Linked DNA regions of Mus musculus: region 2 is linked to region 1. The links are chromatin loops, found by intact Hi-C in ENCODE. Cell type or tissue: heart. All regions are shown on one strand. Links, peaks and the distances in the headings refer to the core of each region. The heading gives the core; the rest is flanking DNA.

Region 1 (5,397 bases), core at 152-5,151:
CAGTTACTCGAAATATATTCCAGTGTACTGTTTATAAATCAAAAAGTTGGTTTTAAGGATTTGAGATTAAGATATCTAAGGTATTGGTGATTTTCAGAAAAGTTGTTGCTTCTCAATGAAAAGAAAATGGTGCCACCATTTTAATGTTAGGTTAAACTGTGCCTGACTTTCAGGAAAATGACTTCTTATGAAGTTTTCAGGTGTTATAAAAATTTACTAAGATTTTTTTTTCAATGCCACATTCTTCCATGTCCATGTTTCTCTCTTTCCCAACCATTCCCATTATGACCATGTCTCTCACTGTCACTCTATTTTTTTCCTCATCACTCATTACAGATATACATATGTATGTATATATGAAAAAAATCATAGAACATGACCGTATATCATACACAAATAAATATTTATTATAAATGTATAACCATAGTTTTAAAAATACTTTTCACAAGTTAAATTTCTTTGGGATTCCCAATTGATACATATAATTTATCTGGAGAAGGAAAACACCACATATTGATCAACTTAATAGTTCCTATGATAATAGGCTTATGATACAGTTATGATTATGGAAACTAATTATATGTGATTATTACCATACCATACAATTAGACAAACAGGCACTGCTATGTGTATTACAAGTTAAGCATGTTTAAAAGGAATATGCATGCCAAGGAAACATGTTTTATATGTTATACATAAAGCCACATTTTAGAAAAAAGAATTTTAATATAAATGCTAGTAAACTATTAATTATTTTAAATTATTCTTTTTTTCAGAAAACATGCACTTTCAGACAATGGCCAACACTTCCATAGTGACTGAGTTCTTCCTGGAAGTTTTTGCTAAACTTGGGAGCTCAGGGTACTACTCAGTGTGCTGTTTCTGCTGGTGTATCTGTGTAGCCTGTTAGGGAACATTACCATCATCATTGTTACTACAGTTGACCAGACCCTGAAAACACCCATGTACTTCTTCCTCAGGAATCTGTCCATCTTAGACATGTGCTACATTTCCATCACTGTCCCCAGTGCCTGTATTAACTCTCTCACTGACCACAGGAATATTTCTGTGGCTGGGTGTGCAGCACAGATCTTTTCGTTCTTATTTTGTGCACTTGTAGAGACTCTTTCTTTTTCATGGCCCAGGATCGTTATGTGGCCATTTCAAACCTCTCCTCTATCCTGTGATCATGAACCACCAGTTCTGTGTTCAGATGACACTGGCTTCCCTACTTAGCTCACTTGTCATTGCAAGTGTGCACACTTTCAAAACTTTCCAGCTGTCCTTCTGCCACTCTAATGTGATCCCTCAGTTCTTCTGTGATCTTCCTGCTTTGCTGAGACTTTCTTGCTCTGACACCTTCAACAACAACCTCTTGATACTTCCGACTGACATTGGAGTCAGTGGTAGTTGCTTTGTCTTTATTGCCATATCTTATATTCGCATATTATCAACTGTATTGAAGATTCCCATCAAAAGAGAGAGAGGGAAAGCCTTTTCTACCTGTGTCCCTCACATTATTGTGGTGTCTGTCTTTGTTAGTTCTGCTGCCTATGTGTATCTACGACCTCCAGTAATAACCTTTGAAGTAGTTCAGGAAATGATTGTTTCTGTATTTTATACCATGGTTCCACCATTCTTAAACCCTATCATCTATAGTCTCAGAAACAAACAGATAAAGGAGGCTGTGAGGAAAGTTATGTCACAAGTTTTTCCAATATTTGAATATAAAAGGAACAACTATTTTTCATAGTACTTTAGATGAAAAGAACTGATAAAATAACAGAAAATTATATACTAATACACAAACGCACATAAGTGTACACACACAAACACATATATCACAACATTTCTTCCCTTTATTGATTAGAATTTTTCACATATTTCCTGATTATAGTTGCCCCACTCTCTACTTCTCCTTGTCCTCCTTCATTTGTCCTTTCATTCAGATCCATCCCATTTTTATCCCTCAATCTAAAACAAACAGACTTCTAATGGTAAATAAAATGAAATCAAATGAATTATAAGGAGATATAACAAAAACTAGCACATCAGAATAGCATAAAACAAACAAATGAAAAAGACCCCAGGAAAAGGCACACACACACACACACACACACACACACACACCAAAAACAATAACAACAATAAAAATAAGATTCATATGCTGTGGTAGTTAGAAGAAAATGGAGCCTATAGCCTTCATTCGGGCACTATTCATTTTTGGAGTATGAGTTCCTTTACTGGAGGAGTTGCAAGCTATCATATGGGCTTTGAGGTGTAAGAAGCTCAATCCTGGGCATTTTGTCACTGTCACTTTCTGCTGCCTGTGGATCCAGTTGTACTACCCTCACCTACCTCTCAAGAGCCATGTCTGTCTATGTGACATCATGCTTCTCACCATAAGGATAATGTACTTATGCTCTGAATTGTAATCCAGCCAATTAAATTGTTATGGTGCCTCTTCAAAGCAATAAGACCATAGCTAAGCATTGATATTTTTTGTCATTTTTTTTGTTTTTACTTTATTTATTTCAATACCAAGTTGATTTTTTTTTTTTTTTGGCATCTACTCATTTTGTGTGTGATTTGCTTTTCTATTGTTTCTAAAGCTTTCCGGTATGCTGTTAATACTTAACACTAGTAAGAGAGTTCCAGTTTTGTTTTGTTTTGTTTTAATAAGTACTTAGTAATATGCCCCTGCCTCCTAGAGATGCCTTAAATGAGGAGGATAATAAAAAAAAATCAAAACAAACAAACAAAAAAATCTTGGAGTCTATGTTGGTCAACTTCTCCTGGACCTGGGAACTTCTCTGGAGTGTGGTTGATATATTCTGTGATATTCTACTGGAGCGTGTTCCTTTCCCTGTCTCAGGAGGTATCAATAGCACATAGCTCCTTGGTTAGAGTTGGGACTTTTTAATCTATTTCCCCTTTTCAGTTCTGGGATTTCTTTGCCTTGAACCTGTGCAGGTCCTTTGCATGCTAACAAAATTTGACATTTTTATCTTATTCATCTTTTTGTTTGTTTTAATTCTTGGTTTTAAAACTCATTTTTATTTAGTGAGAAAGAGCATGTATGAAGTTGGATAGGTAGGAAGATGTGGGCAATCTGATTTCTTTTTACTTAAGGAGATGATAATAATTCAAAATACTAATACTTTCTTTTGTCTCTCCTTGTTCAACTCACTGTGATTTCTTTCTTTTTTCAATTCTGAATAAATGAAACATTTACTCAATTAAGTGTGGTGTCACAAAGAAATCGTATGAACTACAGTATAAATCAAAAACAAATAGGAAAATTAAGCACTGCAAAATACAAAATTATGATGTTAATGGATATATATCCATATATATAGATAGGTAGAATGATAGATAGATGACAGAGATGTATTTAAGACATGTAATGAATACATTCAGGTGTGTTGTATTTTGACAAGAAAAGAAATGATAGAAAAAATTTAAGAGAATGATTATATTTGACAGAAAAAACACAATTCTTCAGAAGTGCATAGGTTCCTTTTTTGATACAATTCTAAGATAACAAATGTTAATAAATTATTAGTTGATCATGTATGTTTTGCACATTTCATAAAAAATCTAATTTTTCTTAAGAATAAATAACTTATGCTTGGTAATGCAGAGTGGTGAGGTTTATTAGAAGGGTGAATATGTCATAACTCACCAGATAATGTACCAGAAGTGGTCCAAGCCTTTGGTGGTCAGGGCAGCTTTTAGGCCTCTGGATAGAGCAGTCTTGTGTACTGTCACAGGTATGTTCCATAATAAAGTTACACTTGTTTATATTAAAATGACAGAGATAGACCTGGAAATGCTATATTAGGTTTCTGATAATTATCTTATAATATCAGTAAATGGGTCACTATATGGGACTATTCACCATTGCCATTCATCTTCATTTCATTGCTTAAATGAACTTGAAATTTCAGGAATATATTATGCAGTTATAAAATTAAAATTATCCACCTTTCTGTCTAAAATGATACGTATAAATATTACACATAATTATAAAAATACATTTATTTTGTTTCTCTCTCTTTCTCACTCTCTGTAGATGATAGAAAGATAGATAGGTAGATAGATAGATAGATAGATAGATAGATAGATAGATAGATAGATAAGTAAATACTCCCAATAATATCTTACCAACTACATTTGGATTCTCTAAAGTACCCTTAGGCTACTTTTATCAGAGCCGCTGCTCAGCTCACACTGTGACAATTGCAATAGAAGTCTGTCTCTTCACTTTGCTCTAAGCCTTAGAAGGATCTGCGTTTCTTAGTATCACAAAGAAAGAGATATTTCCCTGGGAATAACTCGCCTATATAATAGTTGTGGCTGCTTGCAGCATAGATGATATGACTGTTGACAAAAAATAAGATTTCTGTCTATGGTTTGCAAAAGCAATATATGAGAGAATAAAGGCACTGAACTCAAATTGCATATTCTTGTGTATGGCTAGAAGAGGAGACTTGTTACCTGTAATTAAAATGCAATAATCTCTAGGCATATTAAAACTCACAATTTTTTATGTTTAATGGCTGATTCAAAGTGGTTCAGAGCTATAAAACTAACAGTAACGACAGCTAGTATCAAATGTACTCAGTATTTATAAAGGTAATTTCAGTTCTTGTAGTTACTAAAATGAACTCCATAATTTTGATATTAGATTCCTCAGACAACAAAATTGGTTTGAGAGGAAAAGTGAAAAATTAATTACTTTCAGTCATATTTGTAGTAAGTGATAATATTTACATTATACTCCCGGCTGAGACATAATTCTCTGTGATAATGACATCACATTTATAGCCAGTGTACTATGTACTATTGTCAATTTTTTTTAACTTTCATTTCATTTTTTTCTTTCAATTTTACTTATTCACTTTACATTCTGCTCACTGGCTCCCTCCCAGATACCCTTTCTCACAATACTTCCCCCATATCCCCCTTCTCCTCTGAGTGTCGCCCCCCTCCCCCACATATATATGCTCCATGCTGGCACACCAAGTCTCTTCAGAGCTAGATGCTTCCTCTCCCACTGAGCCCAGGCAAAGCAGGTCAGTTTTAAGAACATATCCCACAGACTGATAAAACAGCTTTCCAGATAGCTCCTGCTCTACTTGTTCTGGACCCACAAGAACATCAAGATGCATGTCTGCTATATATTTGCAGGGGGTCTAGGTCTACTCTGTGTATACTTTTTAGTTGTTAGTTCAGACTCTGAGAGTGCAAAGGGTGCTGGATAGTTGACTCTGTTGGTTTTCCTGTGAAGTTCCTTTCCCCTGGGGACTGCAACCCTTCCTTCTGTTCTTCCATAAGAGTTCCCAAGCTCCATCCACTATTTGTGAGTGTCTGCATTTGACTGGGTCAGCTGCT
Region 2 (5,397 bases), core at 155-5,154, 59 kb before region 1:
ATGTTAAAATACATCTTTACTTTCCCTTCTAACATGGAGTGTTTCCTGGGGCAGATCCAAAGCTTTTGTGCTTGTATTATATTCTTTGAGCCTTTTGAGAGCAACCATGTCCCTATCATCAATATCCCATTGTTACTTGGTATCATTTTCTGGCTTACTGTCCTCTTGTCTTTTATTACATACAGTGTAATTCCTAAATTTTGGCATTTCTCTTAGATTTCTTTGTCTAAATATCTCAATTTACTTTAGAAACTTTTATTATTTCTGGAATAATGTCAAAGGCACAATACTCATAAGCCTAAAACCCACATAACTATTTATGAGTTATTGACTTATTGAACATATTCTACAGGTATACTCTTTTGTTATATGTAGATTGTGGTATAGGGGAATTAAAATGCTTTGCAATCTCATTTGTTTTGTGTTCTATTCTTGAAGTTTCTTGAATGTCCTATCCATCACATTGTCTTTCATCACTAGGAGATGAATAAGGTAAGTGGTTTCTAGTTCCTTTGACTTGTGCTTCCAGTAAATATTTGAGACTAAATGCTGAGAAAGAAGACCATAGTATGTAACAAGTGGTAGGACAAAAATAAAAATAAGAAGAAATCATCTTAACTAGATCTAGGATCAATATTTTTCTTATGATTTAGTGCAGGGTGTTCTCAGTAAATGAGGAAAATTAGTGTCTTTTAGTCAAGATCACAGATATTTTGGGGGAGGTTGGCAAGGAAAGTCAAATGACTTTCATTCTATATTCTTGTCCTTACCAATGAGCTAAATGATAAAGAGACACAAAAGACCAGTACACAAAAGTTTATTTATAAAATAAAAACAGGTGTGTCTTGAACATCAAACAGCAGAGAGAGCGATACCTTGTGGAGACCATGTTAGACCAGGGGGCATGGTTTTGTTTATGGGTCAGCTAATGTTAATGGGAGTATCTAGGATTTATAGCTTTTCTCTTTTCTTTGTTGTAACTTATTTCTTGAGATTTTTATATTCGTGTTCAATAAGTCAAAATTATGTGCATCTAGACTTTGAAGTAGTGTCAAGCAGAGTTGGATCATTTTTATATAAGTTGTGTTTATTATCATTAATTTTCATTAGTGTAAATTAATATACTGCTGGCTAGATGAAGGTTTAAGGGAACTGCAGATGTCTCAGGGGATTTACTATTGGCAGTGGTTTTAGTACAGTGTATCTCAGAGTGGTAAGTACAACTGTTCTGTTTTCTGACTTGAGGATAGAGAGAAATGATTTGTCTCAATATGTATGTCTAGGATGAGATAGGATATAAAGTAAATGCACATTGCTTCAATCCATGACTATGATCTAGTAAGCATTAGTCAAAGTGAGTGTAAAACATTGTTAATATAATTGACAGTGACTATGTCTTATGAAAGGCTCATGGAAACATTGTATTTTTATATAAATGGAAACTAATTAAAAATAAAATACAAATAATTATCATGAAGAAGAATTCATAGATAGCAAAGAATATCTTATTTGTTTGAAATTAATAGTAAATTCAACTCAAAACAAATCTTTAAATGAAAAGTGATTTAGTCTGCAATTTCAGTAGGTTCCATATATTCTTTGTATACACCAAGGAGTACATACACACTAACGTATTAAAAGATAATACTCTCTTGCTCTCCAGACAGGATGAAGGACAAGCATAACTAATGGTTATCTTAAATTTTTCCTGTGGAGAAACAGTACTATTCACATCATATAAAGAACCAAAGAAAGACTAAGGTAATTCCACCTAAGTCCAACTTGATAAACCAATATATTTAAAAGATTATTTCCTTACAGGAGCAGAGAGGACACAAAGACATTCACAGCAACCAAAAATTTCCATGCCCAGTATTAGTGACAGCCCACAGTAGCCAATAGATTATTGTTCAATGAACAAAGTCCAGATAGATTCACCAAACAGAGGACCCCTTTCCAGGGTGGTATGATAGTCAGAGAGTCTCCTCTCCCCAGGAGTAGTTTAAAAATTTTATAATATGGGAAGGGGTTCTTGTCTTTAAACTCTCTCACATTTATAAGATTGTTTCAACTCATCCCTTAGACTTATGACCTGCCTTCATTCACATGTCGGTCTCCAGAGTATTTCTAATAATACACTCAACCTGTGTGGCTACTATTTATCTTTTATAATTTGTATCATATGAACTTCCTCCTGGTTTGTTTTGCCTTAAGCATTGGATATAGCTTTAAGGATTGGGCCAAGTATGTGGTAGCTTCTTGCCTATTCTTTCTAATTACTAAAAAGAGTAGCATAGAAATCCTAACATGAATTTACCTAGATTGTTCTCTTCTCATATTTAATTGTGCTGTTGTTAATTTTGTTTTGCATTTATTTCTAAATGCATGAGAAAATGTGTTATCAATATCCAGATAGTGAACCTTAACCTAAAAAGAAAATGATCAATCCTTTTAGAAAGTTATATGTTCCCAAAGAGAACAGCTTTATCATAGCAGTGCAGATTCTGTTGTCTTTTGAAATTCAAAAATTAAAAACACTTGCTTGTAACTTGTGAGGCACTATAACACTGACAGAAACGCTGAACTGTTAAGTAGTATGAATCCCTGGGACAGAGATTTTGCTGCAACCTCCTCAGAGAACACTTGACATCACTGTTCCTCAGGCTGTAGATCACAGGATTAAGTGCTGGAGGCAGCACAGTATACAGCACAGAAAACAGTCTGTCTGTAATAGACGGTATATCTGAGGGAGGCTTCAGATAGACAAAGCAAGCAGTGGCAATAAAAACACTGAAAACAGTGAGGTGGGGGATGCAGGTGGCAAATGCTTTGGACTGACCTCTAGTGGTAGGAATCTTCAGCACAGTGGAGATAATGTAAAAGTAGGATATCATAACACAGTAAAAGCAAGACATGCATAGACACATACCGATCCCAAGACTTATATAAATGATCATGAGTGATCCAGAGCAGGAAATCCTTAGTAACGAGGGAACATCACAGAAAAACTGTGGGATCACCATGGAGCCACAGAAAGGCATGGAAAATGTGCCAGCTGTGTATAAAGCTCCAAACAGAATTCCAGTAGCCCAGGAAACACCCACCATCAGCACACAGTTACCACTACTCATGATTGCCTCATAACACAGAGGAGAGCAAATGGCAACATAGCGGTCATAAGACATTGCAGTCAGTACAAATATCTCACCTGCTGAGAACGAAGTCATTAAAAGTATCTGAAAGGCACAACCCAGAATCGAAATGTAATTGTTGTGAGTTAGGTTATTGATGATGAACTTTGGGATTGGGATGGACACAAGGAAGACATCCAACAGGGACAAATTCTTTAGGAAAAAGTACATGGGTGTTTGGAGTTTCAGATCCAGAGTGATGACCGTGATGATGAGCAGGTTACTCATTATGACTGCTAGGTACATTACCAGAAAGAACAGCCCACATACAGTCTGTAGTTCAGGAGCAGCTGAGAATCCCATAAGGATGAACCCTGTTACTCTAGTGTCATTGGGCATTCTCGTTTTTTCCCATGGTCTGTCAGGTGGGAGAATTGAAAAAAAGAAAAAAAAACTGATATAGTTCTAAGTAGTTACACTGATGTGCATAAATGCTCTCTGGGAATGAGCCCAGGAAACTACATAGGTACTTCTACATTGTTAAAGCCCTTACTTCTTTCTGCAAGGTGTTACTTTTTTTGATACATTAGTTGTACCAATTTATCATTTATGACAATTTATTGTGCTATGTATTGTTACAAATTATTAGAAAATCATAAAATAAGGCTGCTATGAACATAGTGGAGCATGTGTCCTTCTTACCAGTTGGGGCATCTTCTGGATATATGCCCAGGAGAGGTATTGCTGGATCCTCCGGTAGTACTATGTCCAGTTTTCTGAGGAACCGCCAGACTGATTTCCAGAGTGGTTGTACAAGCCTGCACTCCCACCAACAATGGAGGAGTGTTCCTCTTTCTCCACATCCACGCCAGCATCTGCTGTCACCTGAATTTTTGATCTTAGCCATTCTGACTGGTGTGAGGTGGAATCTCAGGGTTGTTTTGATTTGCATTTCCCTGATGATTAAGGATGTTGAACATTTTTTCAAGTGCTTCTCTGCCATTCGGTATTCCTCAGGTGAGAATTCTTTGTTCAGTTCTGAGCCCCATTTTTTAATGGGGTTATTTGATTTTCTGAAGTCCACCTTCTTGAGTTCTTTATATATGTTGGATATTAGTCCCCTATCTGATTTAGGATAGGTAAAGATCCTTTCCCAATCTGTTGGTGGTCTTTTTGTCTTATTGACGGTGTCTTTTGCCTTGCAGAAACTTTGGAGTTTCATTAGGTCCCATTTGTCGATTCTCGATCTTACAGCACAAGCCATTGCTGTTCTGTTCAGGAATTTTTCCCCTGTGCCCATATCTTCAAGGCTTTTCCCCACTTTCTCCTCTACGCTGACACCATTGCATACACTAGCAAGATTTTATTGAAAGGACGCAGATGTAGCTGTCTCTTGTGAGACTATGCCGGGGCCCAGCAAACACAAAAGTGGATGCTCACAGTCAGCTAATGGATGGATCATAGGGCTCCCAATGGAGGAGCTAGAGAAAGTAGCCAAGGAGCTAAAGGGATCTGCAACCCTATAGGTGGAACAACATTATGAGCTAACCAGTACCCCGGAGCTCTTGACTCTAGCTGCATATATATCAAAAGATGGCCTAGTCGGTCATCACTGGAAAGAGAGGCCCATTGGACTTGCAAACTTTATATGCCCCAGTACAGGGGAATACCAGGGCCAAAAAGGGGGAGTGGGTGGGCAGGGGAGTGGGGGTGGGTGGATATGGGGGACTTTTGGTATAGCATTGGAAATGTAAATGAGTTAAATACCTAATAAAAAATGGAAAAAAAAAAGAAAATCATAAAATACCTATATTCTGCTTTTCCTAATTCAATTTCTATTTATATGTAGCTGCAATTGTCTAGTGGGCAATAAACTGCAGAGTAAAACCCTAATCTCATTCCCTTCACTCTTTTATTTCCTTTATCCTAATCTTGGGTCAGAGCACTGATAAATTTTGCATAGCCATATTTACCATTCAAAGGGCCTCCACCTTACATTCATAATTTACTTCAGGCCGGAAGACCAAAGTACCTTTAGTATTTTCAAAAGATTGTCAATTGCCACTTTCTATCATGTATTTGGTACCCTTTGATTGGCTCCTGGATGTTTTCATTTATTTTCTACTATTTTTCTTGAAATGAAGCTTCTTTCATGCAAATCCTTTCATTGCGATGCCCCCTAAAGAGGAATTACCATCCCTTATGCAACAATTAGGCTTCTGTACAGATCACACATCTGATATATAAAAACTTATTTATCTTCAGT

What was found. A loop is a pair of places that touch in the nucleus more often than their neighbours do. Peaks named below come from ENCODE experiments on the same cell type or tissue, not always from the same donor. Only the 100,000 strongest peaks of a DNase experiment are listed, where the experiment ranks them.
Region 2: a loop joins it to region 1, with 4 times the contacts of the local background. A loop is called at or near these places in 2 of 42 quality-filtered maps.

What each region holds. Positions count from the first base shown.
Region 1 is chr7:86,442,187-86,447,583 of GRCm38, forward strand. It overlaps the pseudogene Olfr300-ps1. Among named protein-coding and RNA genes, the nearest start is that of Olfr299, 21 kb to the right of the region's middle. In heart, for the core only: no CTCF peak of the experiment used is centred there; no DNase peak of the experiment used is centred there.
Region 2 is chr7:86,383,129-86,388,525 of GRCm38, forward strand. Olfr304 (olfactory receptor 304) reads right to left here and starts at 3,530. Exons shown (of 1, transcript NM_001011828.1): 1 at 2,529-3,530. The coding sequence starts at 3,530. The coding sequence ends at 2,529. In heart, for the core only: a CTCF peak has its summit at 2,853 (motif pointing left); no DNase peak of the experiment used is centred there.